2 separate regions of the Homo sapiens genome follow, and region 2 is linked to region 1. The links are chromatin contacts, found by Hi-C or POLR2A ChIA-PET in ENCODE. All regions are on one chromosome and are shown on one strand. Each heading gives the region's core, a stretch centred on a gene start or an enhancer-like site at or near the end of the contact. The rest is flanking DNA. Distances are from core to core; before and after follow the strand shown.

Region 1 (4,118 bases), core at 1,490-3,989:
TGACTTAAAAATCAACTGTTAATTTTATAGAACATCCCTTGTATGTGATGAGTCACTTTTCTCTCTCTGCTTTCAAAATTCTGTCTTTGTCTTCCAACAGTTTATGATGTGTCCAGGTATGGCTCCCTTGATTTTGTCCTATTTAGAATTCATTGAATTCTTGGGTGTGCAGATTAATGTTTTCCATCAAACATGAAAAGTTCTCAGCCATTATTTCTTCAAATATTCTTTCTGTCCCCTTTTCTCTCTCCTCTCCTACTGGAACTTTTATTATGCATGTGTGAGAATGCTTGATAGTGCACCACAGGTCTCTAAGGCTCTATTCATTTTTCTTTATTCTTTTCTTCTTTGTACCTCTGACTGGATAATACCAACCATCTTCAAATTCTCTGATTTTTTGCTCTTATCAGTGGAAATCTGCTATTGAAGTTCTCCAGCAAATTTTCTGTTATTATACTTTTCAGTTCCAGAATTTCTATTTTATGATTTCTATCTCTTTATTGATATTGTCTATTTGGTTAGACACTGTTCTCATACTTTCCTTTAAATATTTAGACATGGTTTTAGTTCTTTGCACATATTTTTAATAGCTGATTTAAAATCTATGTCTAGTAAGGTTTTTTCCTAGGTATAAGCCATCCTTACTTGTTTCTTTGCCTAACTTGTAATCTTTTGTTCAAAACTGTGCATTCAAAATTAATATAACGTGTCAATTTTGGAAATAAGATTCCAAAGTGTTGCTATTTGTTTAATGACTTTCCTCCACTAATTCTATAAAGTCTGTATTCCTTGTCATATGTGGCCACTGAAGTCTCTGTTCAGTTAGGTAAGTGATCACCTAATAACTGGCAGGTATTTCTTTCAATGCCTTGAACAATTAAGTGAGGGTTTTGTTTGTGTTGTGGCACACCTTCAACACTCCATCAAGCATTTTACATCTCTGCTTTAGCCTTCAGTTCTTGCTTGCACAGAGTCTCAAAGCCAGCCAGACATGAGAATTTGGTCTTTTCAGTTTCTTCCTGGGTATGTGCACAACTCTACACATACATGTGGTCTTATAAGGACCCAAGAATAGATCAAAACTTTTCAAAGGCCCATATGGACATCTCATTACCCAGTTCTTCCTTTTAAGCTTTCTGTCAGCCTGCTGATGCCACCTCAAGATGACTGCTATGTTAAATAAATGGTGCTGATTAGTTTCAACAAGTGCCCTGTGAGTAAGAGTTTTCTCAAAGAACAAGGTATGGGCCAAGTCAAATAAAGATGGGCCCTGAAAACAGAACTTTTCAGCCAGCTGGCACAGAGGTCAAATAGTGACAATTCTCTGGAGATGTGCTTTTGGGGAGCTCCAATGCCATTATGACCCCTCCACTGTCTACTAAGGGGCTAGTTTTCATAACTACCATAGTTGTGAGGCTGTTTTTCCAGACTACCACAGAGCTGGTAAAGGGGGATAAGATTACAGTAAGTTAAGGACGACATGGCTCACTATTCTTACTGAGAGTCAGGTGTTTTTCTTGAATCCACTTTAGATTGCTGAAAGGTGTTAGCTGATTTCCAAAGTTCTCAGAAAATTGACTTTGACAGTCTTTGCCAGTATTCTCATTGCTTTATGGAGGAACAGATTTTTGGAGGTCCTTACTCTGCCATTCCAAAATAGAAACCCCATATGCTTTTCTTAAACCTAATTTTAAAAAACACAATTATCAATGTTTTTCATTGATAACTGCTGCTGAACTTTTAGTTTGCTCCTAATTTTTTGCTATTATAAAGAAAGTCAATCTGAACAGTCTTGAAACTAAATCTGAGTTGATTCTTAGTTACTTCCTTAGGATATGTACATCATAAAGGCTTGTGATACATATATTGTAAAAAAACCTCCAGGAAAGAGGTATCAATTGCATTCCACCAGAGGGCACTATATGAGAGTGCATCAATGGCATTATGAGGTTTTCATGCTAGTAGGGTTTTTGTCTCACTGAGAGAGGCCTACATATTCTTTTCATAAGTTTTCTCTTTCATTGTAGTTTATAATATTAACTTAAATGGTTTCTTCTCTTTCCCTTTCTTGCCCCTCTCTTCCTGTTCCAAAAATTTAACTTCCTAAGATTCAGACATCAGGCTTTTGTTGCCCTTCATATTCCCTTTACTTCATAGCCACTCAAAAACGCTGACTTTCAACACTACCAGTGACTCCAAAACATGTAACCCTAACATTGACAACTTTCTTTTGTACTGCTCATATTGTTTTAAGTTTTCACTGTGATAGAACTCCATTTAGATATTTTACTACCACCCCAATTTCAACGAATACCAAATGCATCCATCTCCCCTAAAATTGAGAAGCTGAATGAGCCAGAAATAAGGTAGCACAAGAAGAAAACATAGAAAATATAATTTAGAATACTATAAACAAATAAGTTGAAAAAGCTGTGCAAAAGTTTAGAAAAACAGCAATTTTTCAAGAACTAGTCCCAAAGAGACAAACTGAAAGTTTAACTCAAATAAGAAAAAAGAAAATGGCAGAGCCAAGATCTAGGTAGTCCAAATCACCAGTCATAATTCAGTAAGAAAATCAGGACTGGGAACTGAATGGTCTGCCAACATCACTCATGGGGGAAACTCCTCTTAGTCAGAATGTACTAGTAACATTTCCTAAGAAAACACATTAGCTTTGCTGTTCTTTCCCTGCCACCAGCTGTTTCCCACTTGGCTCTGGCAATAAGAATTGCTTCCTTCTCCCCTCACCAGTCAATAAAGGCATGTGATAAGGGCGACACACTGCATTTTCTTACCCTCTTTCCCAAGCCAAGGCCCATGGCTGGCCACAAACGAGAGCAGGTGTTACAGCAAAGCAAAAGAGTAACTGCATTCAGAGGAGATCCAGTCTCCTAACCATACAGACTTCCCAAATTCTATAAAGTCAGCTAAATTACCAAAATTTGGGGGATATTATCTGAAATGTGATACCAAAATACCACTGTCTAAAGCATGACACTGGGATACAGAAGGTATGACTGTAATAAAAATCACTTGAGAACTAACAAGCAGGGTTTTTGCAATTTACCATCCTAATAAAGGGGACAATGAATCCAACTGATAATAACAAAGAACCACTTGGAAAACAATTATCTGAAGAGGTACTTAAAATGCTAATTAAAATGCTAAGAATGGGCTGGGTGCGGTGGCTCACACCCGTAAACTCAGCACTTTGGGAGGCTGAGGCGGGCGGATCACTTGAGGTCAGGAGTTCAAGACCAACCTGGCCAACAATGGCAAAACCCCTCTCTGCTAAAAAGACAAAAATTAGCCAGATGTGGTGGCACACGCCTGTAGTCCCAGCTACTTTGGAGGCTGAGGCAGGAGAATCACTTGAACCCAGGAGGCGGTGGTTGCAGTGAGCCAGGATCGTGCCACTGTACTCCATCCTGGGCAACAGAGCGAGACTGTCTCAAAAAAAAAAAAAGGCTAAGAATGGTTAGGAAAAAATCAAAAGAATGGTAGTAGCAGGGGAAGGAAAGAGCAGGGATTTAAAAGAAAGGAATAGAAGGGAACCTCCTGGTATGATGGTCAAATTTTGCATCTTGAGAGGGATTCAGGATACAGTGGTATTATTTGTCAGAACTCATGGAATGGTTCATTTAAGATCTGTGTACTTCATAGCATACAAATTTTATATCAAGAAGAAAAAAGAGCTATAAATATTGAAATCCTGTTAATGATGCGCATGCTGAACTTTTTAGAGGGCACATACTGATGTCTGTATCTTATTTTGAAATCATTAAAAAAAAATGGGGCCAGGTAGTAGCTCACACTTGTATCCCAGCATTTTGGGAGACTTGAGAGGGTAGGATCACTTGAAGTCAGGAGTTCAAGACCAGCCTGGGCAATGTGGCGAGACCCCATTTCTCAAGTAAAAAAAAAAATTTTTTTAATTAGCTGGGTGTGGTGGCATGCGCCTGTAGTCCTAGTTACCTGAGAGGCTGAGGCGGGAGGATTGCTTGAAACCCAGGAGTGCAAGGTTACAGTGAGCTATGATCAGGCCACTGCACTCCAGCCTGGGCAAAAAGAGACCCTGTCTCTAAGAAATAAAATAAAAATAAAAATTTTAAACAATA
Region 2 (3,948 bases), core at 888-3,387, 46 kb after region 1:
GGAAGATAAGTGGGCTTAAAACTGGCAAAATCAGTTAGAAGAACCCAATTCCAACTGGTGACCATCACATTCTCAGTCTTGATGTCCCCATGACGAACTCCAGATTTGTGTGCTTGGTCCACAGCTGTCAGGATCTGGAAAGCAATCCAGCGCTTCTCAATGTTATTCAAGAATGGACGGGTACTGATGCGATCATAGAGATTGTCTCGCACATACTGCCTAAAGAGCATAGCTGCTTTCTCAGATGCTTTTTCTGATGCTTTCTGGAAAGGTAGACAATTCTGTGCAGAATTAAGCCTGATTTTCAGTTCCTCCAGCTCTTGTTTATAGCTGGTTAAAGGCAATGTGGGATCCTGAATTGCAAAAACCTTCACAACGACCAGGCCTTCTCGGTGCTTGGCTCGAGCAACTTTAAAAAACCGAGTACTCCCCAGGCTTTTATCATATTCAAAGTCATGAATATCTGAAAAATAACTCTCTACAGAAAGGATCTGGGAGGGAGCAATGCCAGCAAGCTGATTTCCCATAATGGCAAGCACCTCTGTGGTCTTTAGTAAGGTTAGGATATAATACCTGTTTAAAATAAAAACAAATGAAGAAAAAAGACAAGAAACAAAGAAGCTGTGAAACACCATTATTCCATTATTTGGTCTCTTCCAAAAAGACAGATGCAGCATACTTCTCTTCCACTAACAGCACTGTACCTAGCCTTCTGGGGCAGCCTCTAAATTTCACACACATTTATCTAAAAAGACCATGTTATTTTCTCCAAGAAGACCTTGTTATTTTACCTAAAAATACCCTGCTATTGCGCATCGCCATTTCCAGGAGCTGAACTATATTTAGATAGGCCTCTTCAACTTTAAGCCAAAAATGTTAGTTTGTGTTATTTTCTCATATTTAAATTTAAAATATTAATGAGCCTTTACTATGTGTTCCGTGCTGTGCTTGGGGCTATGAGAATTACAAAGTTACCATATGACATAGTTCTTGTCCAAGAATCTGTAGTTTCTTGGAAATAAGAAAGAGACACATTAAAAGCTTAAAACTGGCCGGGCGCGGTGGCTCACGCCTGTAATCCCAGCACTTCGGGAGGCCGAGGCGGGAGGATCACGAGGTCAGGAGCTCAAGACGGGGCTGGCCAACATGGTTAAAATCCCGTCTCTACTAAAAATACAAAAATTAGCCGGGCGTGGTAGTGGGTGCCTGTAATCCCAGCTACTCGTGAGGCTGACGCAGAATTGCTTGAACCCAGGACGCAGAGGTTGCAGTGAGTGGAGATCCCGCCACCGCACTCCAGCCTGGGTGACAGAGCGAGACTCCGTCCGTCTCAAAAAATAAAAAAAAAAAAAGAAAAACTGAAAACTGAAAAGGTCAAACTAAGATCTAAAAATTCAGTTAACTCCTGGACACTTCCTGCCTAATTCCAGTGTGCCCTCTCACCCAGCTAAAAGAAGGTGCAAACTTCGCTGGTCTGCAACAAGAAACCTTGCCACAGATGTTAAAGAAAAGCAGACCAAAGTATACACTAGCTAAACGTACCCCAGGGTTCTGCTAACTCAGGTTTTGCAGGAAATAAATGCCACACATATACACACACGACCTTGAGCACACATAAACATTTACCCTAGGCCTCGGGAAAGTGTCAAAATCGTTCAGAGGCTCACAACGAGGTCATAGTAGACTACTTCGGGGACGGGACGGGAAAACGCGTCAGCAGCGGGGAAGTTGTTTCTACGAAGGGTCTTTCTTCATAGACAGGAGATGGGCTGTTGGTGGAGGGGCGCAGAAAAGTCCCGATCTTCAGGAACCCCGGTGGTCCTGGGAGGAGAACTGGGAAAGCTCTCGGGGTCTCAGCAGAGAGAAGAAGCCACGCTAAAGAGTCTCCACAAGTACCCCGGGATTTGACCCCTCCAGCCCCCTAACCTGCCCTGGGGGACATGCGTTCCCGGGCCTCGTCTTCCTCTAGCGCGGATCGCTACACCCGTCCGAGCCCTCCTCGAGGGCCTCACCACCGGGCGGGGGGAGATGGAACCCGGGAGAGAAGTGCAGACCGCCAGTCCCAAGAAAACACTACACTTCAGCTGCTGCAGCCCCAGCAAACGCCGAACTCCCGGGAAAGCAACCGGTCTGACCTCACTTCCTGTCGCCGAGCGGAAGTGACGAAAAAGAGTGAGCCTTGAGGAATTGCCAGGGTAGGAAACCGGTTGCTAGGAAACTAGGGAAGGCGTGGTCTTACTTTGGGCGAGTCTACAGGGAGAAAATGATGCTCTGACAAAGATCTATTCCCCTTCCTGCTCTTCTACCTTTCATTCACGAACGCTGAGGTTTCTGACATCCCCTAGAATCTGCTCAGACACGCCTTCACTCCCAGGACAGCAGAACAGAGTTAAGAGAACTCAAGAATATTTAGGAAAACTAATATATCCCAAGCTGGATTTTTAGAGTTCTGGTGAGATATAACTTACATACCATAAAGTTCACCTGCTTAAAATGTACAAAGCAGTAGTTTTTAATACATCTATCGAGTTGTGCAATCATCCCTATAATCTGATTTTAATTTTTTTTTTTTTTTTTTTTTTTTTTTTTTTTTTTTTTTTTTTTTTTGAGGCTGAGTCTCGTTCTGTCGCCCAGGCTGGAGTGCAGTGGAGCGATCTCGGCTTACTGCAACCTCCACCTCCCGGGTTCAAGCGATTCTCCTGCCTCAGCCTCCCGAGTAGCTGAGACTACAGGCGCCCGCCACCACGCCCGGCTAATTTTTTTGTATTTTTAGTAGAGGCGGGGTTTCACCGTGTTAGCCAGGTTGGTCTCGATCTCCTGACCTCGTGATCCGCCTGCCTCAGCCTCCCAAAGTGTTGGGATTACAGGCGTGAGCCGCCGCGCCCGGCCTTTTTTTTTTTCTTTTGGAGACAGTCTGGCTCTGTCACCCAGGCTGGAATGCAGTGGTGCCATCTCGGCTTACTGCAAACTCCACCTCCCGGGTTCAAGCGATTCTCATGCCTCTGCCTCCAGAGTAGCTGGGACCACAGGCACGTGCCACCACGCCCAGCTAGGTTTTTGTTTTTTTTTTTTTTGAGACGGAGTCTCGCTCTTGTCGCCCAGGCTGGAGTGCAGTGGCGCGATCTCGGCTCACTGCAAGCTCCGCCTCCCGGGTTCACGCCATTCTTCTGCCTCAGCCTCCCGAGTAGCTAGGACTATAGGCGCCCGCCACCGCGCCGGGCTAATTTTTTGTATTTTTTTTTTAGTAGAGACGGGGTTTCGCCGTGGTCTCGATCTCCTGACCTCGTGATCCACCCGGCCTCTCAAAGTGCTGGGATTACAGGCGTGAGCCACCGCGCCCGGCCGCTAGTTTTTGTATTGTTTGTAGAGATGGGGTTTCACCATGTTGGCCAGGATGGTCTGGATCTCCTGACCTCAAGTGATCCGCCGCCTCGACCTCCCAAAGTGCTGGGATTACAGGTATGAGCCACCGCGCCCAGCCTGCCTGATTTTAAACATTTTCATTACCCCAAAAGGAAACCCTGAAACCATTCGGAGTCACTCCCTGTTCTCCCCCATTTCTCCTCCCCCTTCCAGCCCTAGGCAATCATTAATCTACTTTCTGTTTGTATACACTTGCCTTTTCTGGACATTTTATATATAATATGTGGTCTTTGTGACTGACTTTCACTTTGGGTAATGTTTTTGAGGATTATCCCTATTGTAGCTTGTATTAGTACTTCATTTATTTGTTGTTGCAAATAATTTTGTTTACCCTTTTGTTAGTTAATAGACATTTGAGTTGTTTTACTTTTACGTTATTATGAATAATGTTCCTATGTTCATAGCATTAGTCTATAAGTCTTTGTGTTGCCATATGTTTTCATTTCTGTTGGATAGATACTGAGGAACGAAATTGTGGGCTCATATGGTAGCTCTATGTTTAACATTTGAGAAACTGCCAAACTG

What was found. Hi-C counts contacts between places; a loop is a spot of excess contacts on that map. ChIA-PET counts read pairs that join two places held with the same protein, here RNA polymerase II (POLR2A). Pooled maps may share reads with other maps.
Region 2: a loop to region 1 is called in a map of endothelial cell of umbilical vein, with 6 times the contacts of the local background. The contact joins the promoter of PIK3R4 here to the enhancer-like site in region 1. A Hi-C loop is called at or near these places in 4 of 168 maps with a recorded cell type or tissue (Caco-2, HepG2, IMR-90 and 1 more) and 9 of 50 pooled maps. POLR2A ChIA-PET finds 5 or more read pairs at or near these places in 10 of 52 experiments (AG04450, GM12878, OCI-LY7 and 6 more).

What each region holds. Positions count from the first base shown.
Region 1 is chr3:130,698,057-130,702,174 of GRCh38, forward strand. All of the region lies in intron 13 of PIK3R4 (phosphoinositide-3-kinase regulatory subunit 4), which reads right to left. Among named protein-coding and RNA genes, the nearest start is that of PIK3R4, 47 kb to the right of the region's middle. Within about 2 kb of position 2,740, at least 2 of the 41 ENCODE cell types and tissues checked have a DNase peak (open chromatin) inside an H3K27ac peak, as active enhancers do.
Region 2 is chr3:130,744,692-130,748,639 of GRCh38, forward strand. It overlaps PIK3R4 (phosphoinositide-3-kinase regulatory subunit 4), which reads right to left and starts at 2,138. Exons shown (of 20, transcript NM_014602.3): 1 at 1,627-2,138; 2 at 1-573. The coding sequence starts at 527. RefSeq lists an enhancer at 1,819-1,878 and a silencer at 3,113-3,162.